Linked DNA regions of Homo sapiens: region 2 is linked to region 1. The links are chromatin loops, found by intact Hi-C in ENCODE. Cell type or tissue: IMR-90. All regions are shown on one strand.

What was found. Peaks named below come from ENCODE experiments on the same cell type or tissue, not always from the same donor. Only the 100,000 strongest peaks of a DNase experiment are listed, where the experiment ranks them.
Region 2: it touches region 1 in a loop (31-fold over the local background); 1 of 110 quality-filtered maps calls a loop at or near these places.

What each region holds. Positions count from the first base shown.
Region 1 is chr14:54,418,979-54,422,978 of GRCh38, reverse strand. CDKN3 (cyclin dependent kinase inhibitor 3) reads right to left here. Exons shown (of 8, transcript NM_005192.4): 8 at 2,761-2,987. The coding sequence ends at 2,901. Among named protein-coding and RNA genes, the nearest start is that of CNIH1, 20 kb to the left of the region's middle. In IMR-90, a CTCF peak has its summit at 2,274; no DNase peak of the experiment used is centred here; H3K27ac peaks cover 191 bases.
Region 2 is chr14:54,180,561-54,184,560 of GRCh38, reverse strand. LOC105370507 (a long non-coding RNA gene) reads left to right here. Exons shown (of 6, transcript XR_943883.3): 4 at 450-534. Among named protein-coding and RNA genes, the nearest start is that of CDKN3, 210 kb to the left of the region's middle. In IMR-90, no CTCF peak of the experiment used is centred here; a DNase peak (open chromatin) is centred at 1,720.

The DNA.
Region 1 (4,000 bases):
TGGCCTACTGAAGCTTTTTAAATGTAGAGGCTTAAATAGCACTTGCCGTGGGAATTGAGAGATGCAAGTACTTTCAAAATTCAGTTGATTATTAAAGTATTTGATTAATCCATGCCAATATTTTCTCTCAATTTTCTAAGTATTCATGAATAAGTTATGTATTTATGTTGAGAGAATGATAATATATATGCTTCTCAACTTGCAATGGAATTATCTCCGGACATCATAAGTTGAAAATGTAAGTTGCAAATGCATTTAATGCACCTAACCTACCAAGCATCATAGCTTAGCCAACCTTAAACGTACTCATAACATTTACATCAGCCTACAGTTGGGCAAAATAATCTAACACAAAGCCTATTTTATAATAAGGTGTTGAATATCTCAAACATTGTACTGTACTGAAAGTGAAAACAGAATGGTTGTGTGAATACTTGAACTATAGTTTCTACTGAATACATATTTCTTTCATAGCATTGTAAAGTTGAGAAATCCCAAGTTGAACCATTGTAGATTGGGGACTGTAAAAGATTGGCTAATGTAAATATCAATGACTGTCTAAAGTTTAATAGAAATTGTGATTTTTAAATTGTGTATGGTTATAATACAAAAATCATGAAGAAGGCCAATCTGTTATTACAGTGTGTACTTAAAAAACATGCCTTCCTTGGGCCGGGCACGGGTGCCCACGCCTGTAATCCCAGCACTTTGGGAGGCCTAGGCGGGCAGATCACGACGTCAGGAGATTGAGACCATTCTGACTAACACGGTGAAACCCTGCCTCTACTAAAAATACAAAAAATTAGCCAGGCATGGTGGTACGCGCCTGTAGTCCCAGTACTCAGGAGACAGAGGAAGGAGAATCGCTTGAACCCAGGAGGCGGAGGTTACAGTGAGCCGAGATCATGCCACTGCACTCCAGCCTGGGCGACAGAGCGAGACTCCATCTCAAAAAAAAAACAACAAAAAAAAACTTTTCTTGCTATAACTTTTGGTATTAATTATATGAGAAAATGAAATCCCTAGGTTAACCATTTAGATACTGCTGGGATATGTGATCCTCCTACCTTCCTTAGTATCCTCATAAAATGTTAAGTTCTAGAAGCAGCGTTATGTATAAAAGTACAGTCAGCCGTCTGTATCTATGGGTTCTAAATCCGCTGACTCAACCTCAGATTAAAACTATTTGAAAAATAAATACTACAAATAAAACCAATACAGTATAATAACTACACATCATTTACATTGTATTCGGTATTATAAGTAACTAGAGATGATTTAAAGTATACAAATACTATGCCATTTTATATCAGAGACTTGAGCATCCATTTATTTTGCTGTTGGGGGTGGGGTGGGGGGTCCTGTAACCAATCCTCTGAGGATAACAAGGGATGACTCTATTAATATATTGATTTTATATTACAATACATACTAGTGCTCTGAAATTCCCAAACAGGCTGGTCATTGTTTTGCATTATTTTGTAATGAAATTCAAGCAGTTAATCAGCAGCAAGAAGAGTAGTGTGAGACAAAATAAGATGTTTAGTCATTGTATGATTTTTTTTTTTTTTGAGACAGAGTCTCTCTGTCGTCCAGGCTGGAGTGCAGTGGTGTGATCTCGGCTCACTGCAACCTCTGTCCCCTGGGTTCGGCTGACTGCAACCTCTGCCCCGCCGGGTTCAAGTGATTCTCCTACTTCAGCCTCCCAAGTAGCTGGGATTACAGGCGTGCACCACCACGCCTGGCTAATTTTTGTATTTTTAGTAGAGATGGGGTTTCGTCATGTTGGCCAGGCTGGTCTCAAACCCCTGACCTAAAGTGATTTGCTCACCTTGGTCTCCCAATGTGCTGGGATTACAGGCGTGAGCCATGACGCCCAGCCAGTCATTGAATAATTATTTAAAAATGAAATTTTGATGTAGTGAAACTTTGTCTTTTGTGGAAGTGCCTATGAGTCTGCAACCTGGTGGTCATTGCCAAATTGCCATTGGTTCACACTTGTAATTACCAGTAGCCAAGAGAGCCATGTGACTACTGTAAGCCCTACTGAAACCACTGACTGTTAAAACAAGTGTGTTTGTTTGACACATTGTGTGTGATCCTTGTCTACAGCCCAAATGACTGTTTTGGGTAACTCAAAGTTGAATTTAAAGATGAAAAAAGATAGGTTTCATAGTATAGGGGGAAGTGAAAGAGTGAGAGAGTTGGAAATTGTTAATCTGTAGCTAAATTCTTTATGAAATAAATGTGAAAGGATTAAGCTCATTCCGTGTAGTTCCTAGGGCGGACAAAAGGTGGAGCAGCTGTCTGAACCAGTGAATTCCTTGTCTCTGAAAATGTTCCAGCCCATAGTGAATAAACACCCTTGGGGCTGATCCAGTACTGGGAGGGGGCGAGTGGAAGACTCACAGGATCCTTTTCAATTCCGGAGGTCTATGAAGTAAAAAGCGGAAGAAGTTTTGGGAGGAATAGAGAGGGAGGGGGACATCATTTAAAAGTAAGTTTGGGCACTCATACCAATTCTCATACTTACTACTTTGTCATATGCTACCCAGTGGTTACAAACAGTAAAATGAAGTAAAAGTGCAGTACTAAGTATTAAAAATAGGCATTCAAATATTTTTCCAAATGCATGTTTTCAGCATTACCTCCAGGTAGAATATACCAGAACAACCAATTCATTTCTAAAAGGAAAATTGCATACCAATTTTCCTATCCCAATTTTCCTATTCCTATAAGAAATGAAAGAGACACAACGAGTTTTGTCAATAAAACTTTAGGAATATCTGCACATGTACATTTACATTCAAGTTGATAACACTGGTGGTTTCATTTCAATACAAATTATGCTAGAGAACTGACATTTCAGACATGGTCATATATATGCTATTTGAATTCCTTTATCTTGATACAGATCTTGATTGTGAATCTCTTGATGATAGATGTGCAGCTAATTTGTCCCGAAACTCATGAAGATAATTGTATTGCTGAAAAAAGTAAAGATACATTGGAATACACTGTAGAAAACTAGTTATCAGTGTGGGCACAATATTAGCAGGTATCAGGAATAAAAAAAAATACTTGCTAAGCACAATTCTACATCTTTTTGGGTAAGGAAGCATTTGCATCATGGGGAAGTTTTATCTTTTAGTAAAGCCATATAGTGTGAAAAACTATTGTTCTACAAGTCTCTAAAAATCAGAAGGTGAAATGAAATGTAGATGGATATGTTTTAAGTCTAAAATTCTTTCTCTCTTTACTTACAGGACCAAATAAGATTAAAACAGTACATAATGGCATTATTTTTGCTAACATTTTTCCCCCCTGGTAAGAAGGACAGAGCACTTTCTGTAGCAAGTAACTGGTATATTTAACAAAATCCATTTCTCAATTTATAGAAGCCCTAGTCTTCTGCTTTTTTGTGATGACATAATGCACTAGGGATAATTTTCATAGACAATATTTTTTAAAAACAAACTGTATTGCTAATCTCAGCAGATAAGCAAAATAAAAGCTTTAAATAATTTATTTGGAGTTTTAATAGCCTCCCAAAAGATATTCTTACTCTGCCAATCATCTCATTTCATATCCTTATTGAGATGTGGAAACTGCATTGCTAACACCAGCAAGCCTGTTTGCCACAGAATGCTGAGGTGATAAACTGAGTCTGTAGTAATATGGACTTAATTATCTGCAATGTTAAAGATGTAAAACATATGGATATTCATATATACATCTGGCCATGGCCATGTAGTTTGTTTTCAAGAGAAGAGAGGTGAACTTTTTGGATTTGAAGCATCATTTGATTTTTTTTTTTTTTTGAGACAGGGTCTCACTTTGTCGCCCAGGCTGGAGTGCAGTGGTGTGATCTCGGTTCACTGCAACCTCTGCCTCCCAGGTTCAAGTGATTTTTGTGCCTCAGGCTCCCAAGTAGCTGGGACTACAGGCACACATAACCACCCTGGCTAATTTTTGTATTTTTAGTAGGGACAAGGTTTCG
Region 2 (4,000 bases), 240 kb after region 1:
TGATTGAGACAGTACTGTTTATCTTCTAAAGGTGTCAGACTATTCCTAGAAATGAGCTCTTCAAGGTATATATACAAAAGATTTTTATAGTAGGCTTTTTTCCTCCTGTGGTATCTTTCTTGTAGAAATGTGATTGCTGAAAATGTGTGTGCCACAGTCAATGAAGTGCCTTTTTAAATATTAGCAACTTAAAGCCCACATCAATCATGAAACTAAAGTTTGACGTTGACAATTACAGAAAGGGATTTCATTTTGATTATGAAACAGAATCTTTCTGAGAATTGGTCACTTCTGACAATCTGGTCCACTCTTTCTGAAGAGTTTTCATGAGAAATATGCCTCATCTTTACCACAGTGTCTGCCTGTAGAATTAGCTCCATTTCTAAATCACTGCTTCATAGCTATTCAGTCTCAGATCGCTAATAAAAATGGTTATTCCCTTTTCACAGGTGGCAAAACTGAGATTTTGGGATCCATGCAGCTCTATGGAATATATTATGGGTGAATTTTGAACCCAGGTCTATGTGCTTCCAGGTAAGTTTTCCATTTTGCCACTCTCTCCTGTGAGCCTAGTCTTAAGGTGAAGTCCTAACTGGGACACTGAGGACAGAAGGGCCCATTGATTGAGACTCTCTGACTGCGAGAAACAGTGGAATGCAAAATAGCATGCTCACAGCTATTTTCAAGCAATAGCACCATCTAAAACCACTTGGAATGAAGAGACCTATGTGGCTAAGAACTGATGCAAAGGAAGAATATTCACTCTGGGTCAGTGTTTGAGCCTATAGAATTAGCTAATATTGTTGATTTTGCTGCCTCTCTGATATGTTGGAGGCAATTTCCATCCCCCTAAACACGTTAAATGCATTTTGTGATTTTAACAGGCTAAAGTGTTAACTCTTGTTTAAATATCTATATTTAGCATTACTTATAGAACTAACACAAGTACATTCTCTTCCATACAGAGCGATTAACTTTTTCAGAAAATTATTCAAATAATTCATTGGACCATTATGTTAGGGATGCTTACTCATCAATTCCAGATAGAGTTGATAAAGATTTGTGCCCATATGGGATGCACTCTGTAGAGTATCCACATATAGATTGGACCTACTAGTGCTACCTCTAGCAAAATGAGAATGTTACCGGTAATCATCACACAAAGGATGTCATGGTAAATCAAGGCTCAGAAAATTATATGCTACCTAAGGGATGTGGCATTGTGCTTCTACCTTGTTTCTTCTCAAGCCCAGTTACATCAGTTTCTTCTTGTTTCTTCTTTAGTCTGGCTGTGGCATTCAGATATTTGTTCAGCTCCAGGTTTTGTTTATTTCTGGTTTTTGTTTGATTCTGGCTTGAGCTTGTGGGGAGTAATTGTGTAGTTTAAGGTCCTTCTGCTTCTAGCTCATCTTGAATCCATGTGTCATTTTCATGACTGGGTTTTTTTTTATTTCTCAAATAAATGCATTGGTCTGCCTGCCTGGCTTTTGCACATTTCAGGCTTCCATCTGCAAAGAAAAGAGACCATGAGATCTGCTAACATGCAAAAAGAAGATAAAAGCATTTTTAAAAAATGTCTTCCTGCACACAGGCCTGCTTTATAATAAACCAGAACAGTGCAGGAATTAAGATGTTGTTGAAATGCCCAAGTGTTTCTGCCCTTTTATTATGTCCAGGGTGATGAGGTCATGGCTTACTGTTTAGCTTATGTGGTACAATTAAGAGATTCATTTCTTAATGTGATTCATCTCAGGAAGAGTTGACTCAGAAAAGTTTTAGGGGAGAGGCAAGACTTGTATGAGGAGATTTTGAAAAATTGTGCTTTTCTTCTGGAAGTTTGAGTTCATTTTTTATTCCAGGTAAGAATGAGGAGAACTGCAATGAGTCTGTCTCAGATTTCTGAGTGACAGGGAGCTGTTGTTGATTGTTTTTGGAGACAGGATCTCACCCTGTTGCACAGACTGGAGTGTGGTGCTACGATCATGGCTCAGTGCAACCTTGACCTCCTGGGCTCAAAAGATTCTCCCACCTCAGCCTCCCCAGTAACTGGGACCACAGACAAGTGCCACCATGCCCTTCTATTTTTAAAAAATTATTTGTAGACACAGGGTCTCGTTATGTTGCTCAGGTTAGTGGAATTTGATTACTTAATGCTAATAAGGCTAAAGAGGTGGTTTTGGTTTTGGCTTTTTTTCCCCCTTTGGAATTACGGCAAAAAGGTGAACTAAATATTTATTTTACTAAGACATCATTATATCTCTGTGTGTAGACATGTTTAAATGAAATAGTTTCTCAGATATATAATAATATCTGGCCAGGTGTGATAGTTCATGCCTGTAATCCCAGCACTTTGGGAGACTGTGGTGGGAGGATCACTTGAGGTCAGGAATTTGAGACCAGCCTGGGCAACATAACGAGACCTTGTCACTACAAAAAATAAAAAAACTTAGCTGGACATGGCAGTGCACACCTGTAGTCCCAGACACTTGAGAGGCTGAGGTGGGACAATTGCTTGAGCCCAGGTGTTGGAGGCTGCAATAAGCTATCATTGCACAGGTGCACTACAGCCTAGGTGACAGAGCAAGACCCTGTTTCAAAAAAAAAAATATATATATATATATATATTTATGCAACTATATGGTATATATAATCTTTATATTTTGTATATACAGTTTTTTTATTGTGTTGTTTATCTGTCAGTCCCTGATTGAGTTCTTTCAAATACAGCATTTACCTTCCTACTGCTGAAAAAGAGGTAGTTTCTCCATTTAGTTAGAGTGGCAGTTCTCAATCACAGTCAACCCCTTCACAAGTATGTGCCATGACAAAAATGTTGATAAGTAATGGATCAGGCCATCTGTATTAATTTATAAAATATTTATTCATGGGCCTCTGGGCAGCATTTACTCAAATTCGTTCCTTCCCTGTGAGTTGTCCTTGATTATGATTCTCAGCTTGGTCTTCCATCCAGTCAACTTTTAGTGAAAATTCCTAATTTGTGTACTGGTCAGTTTAATATAACAAATGTTTATAAAATGCCTGTGCTGTTTAAGGCACCATGCTGGGTACTTGGGATCATTTTTGGAGGGATTAACTACTCTCTCTGTCCTTTAGAAGGAGATGGAAAATTCTGCCATAATGAATGTAAGTCAGATTGGGATAAACATGGTAAAAAGGGGTAAACACAGTGTCATATGTTCCCTGAGGAGAGGACAATTTATTTTGCCTAGGAATCCAGTAAGGTTTCCTAGAGATGGTGACATTTGAATTAGTCCTTAAAGGAGAAACAAGATTTTGAATAGGCAAAGATGGAGGAAATGTGCTAAGTTCCAGAAGAGTGAAAGCCCATAATACAATCAAGGAAAGGAGAGAGGTCTGTTTCTACTTGAGCATTAGCTGTGTGCGAGGTGTGTATGAGGAGCAAATGACAGGTGAGTTTCAAAGAATAGAGTATTTTCAGTTCCTGAGGAACACTGAACATTATGCTAAGAAATTTGGACTTTATTAATAAAAAAACCCAGAAAGCTGGTAAAAGTGTTTGGAGTGAGGAGGTGCCCATGATTATAACTGACTTTAGAAAGGTAACTGTTCAGGATGTTAAAGATAACTTGGGGTAGAGACAAAGCAAGTGGAGACAGGGATCCATTGGCAGGCTATTGTAATAATCCAGGTATAGGTGAAGTGACGTAGGACAGTGATAATAAAAGCAGAAATGAGAGACATTCTGAGTCTAGAACTGGATGTGGTGGGATTCAGAGGTGATTTACAGATGACTCTGAAGTTTGTAGTTCAGGTGGTTAGCAAAAGAAGAAACCATGAACTGAGAGAAAGAACTTTAAGAGAAGAAGGTTTGAAGGAGAAAACAATGATTGTGTAAATTGACATTTATAATACACTATGATTATACATACCATTTCTTTCTTCTTTTGAACTAGATTGTTACAGCCATTCTTTTTTGGATTCCATTGTTAGAATTATACTCTATTTTCCTTTAAATGTA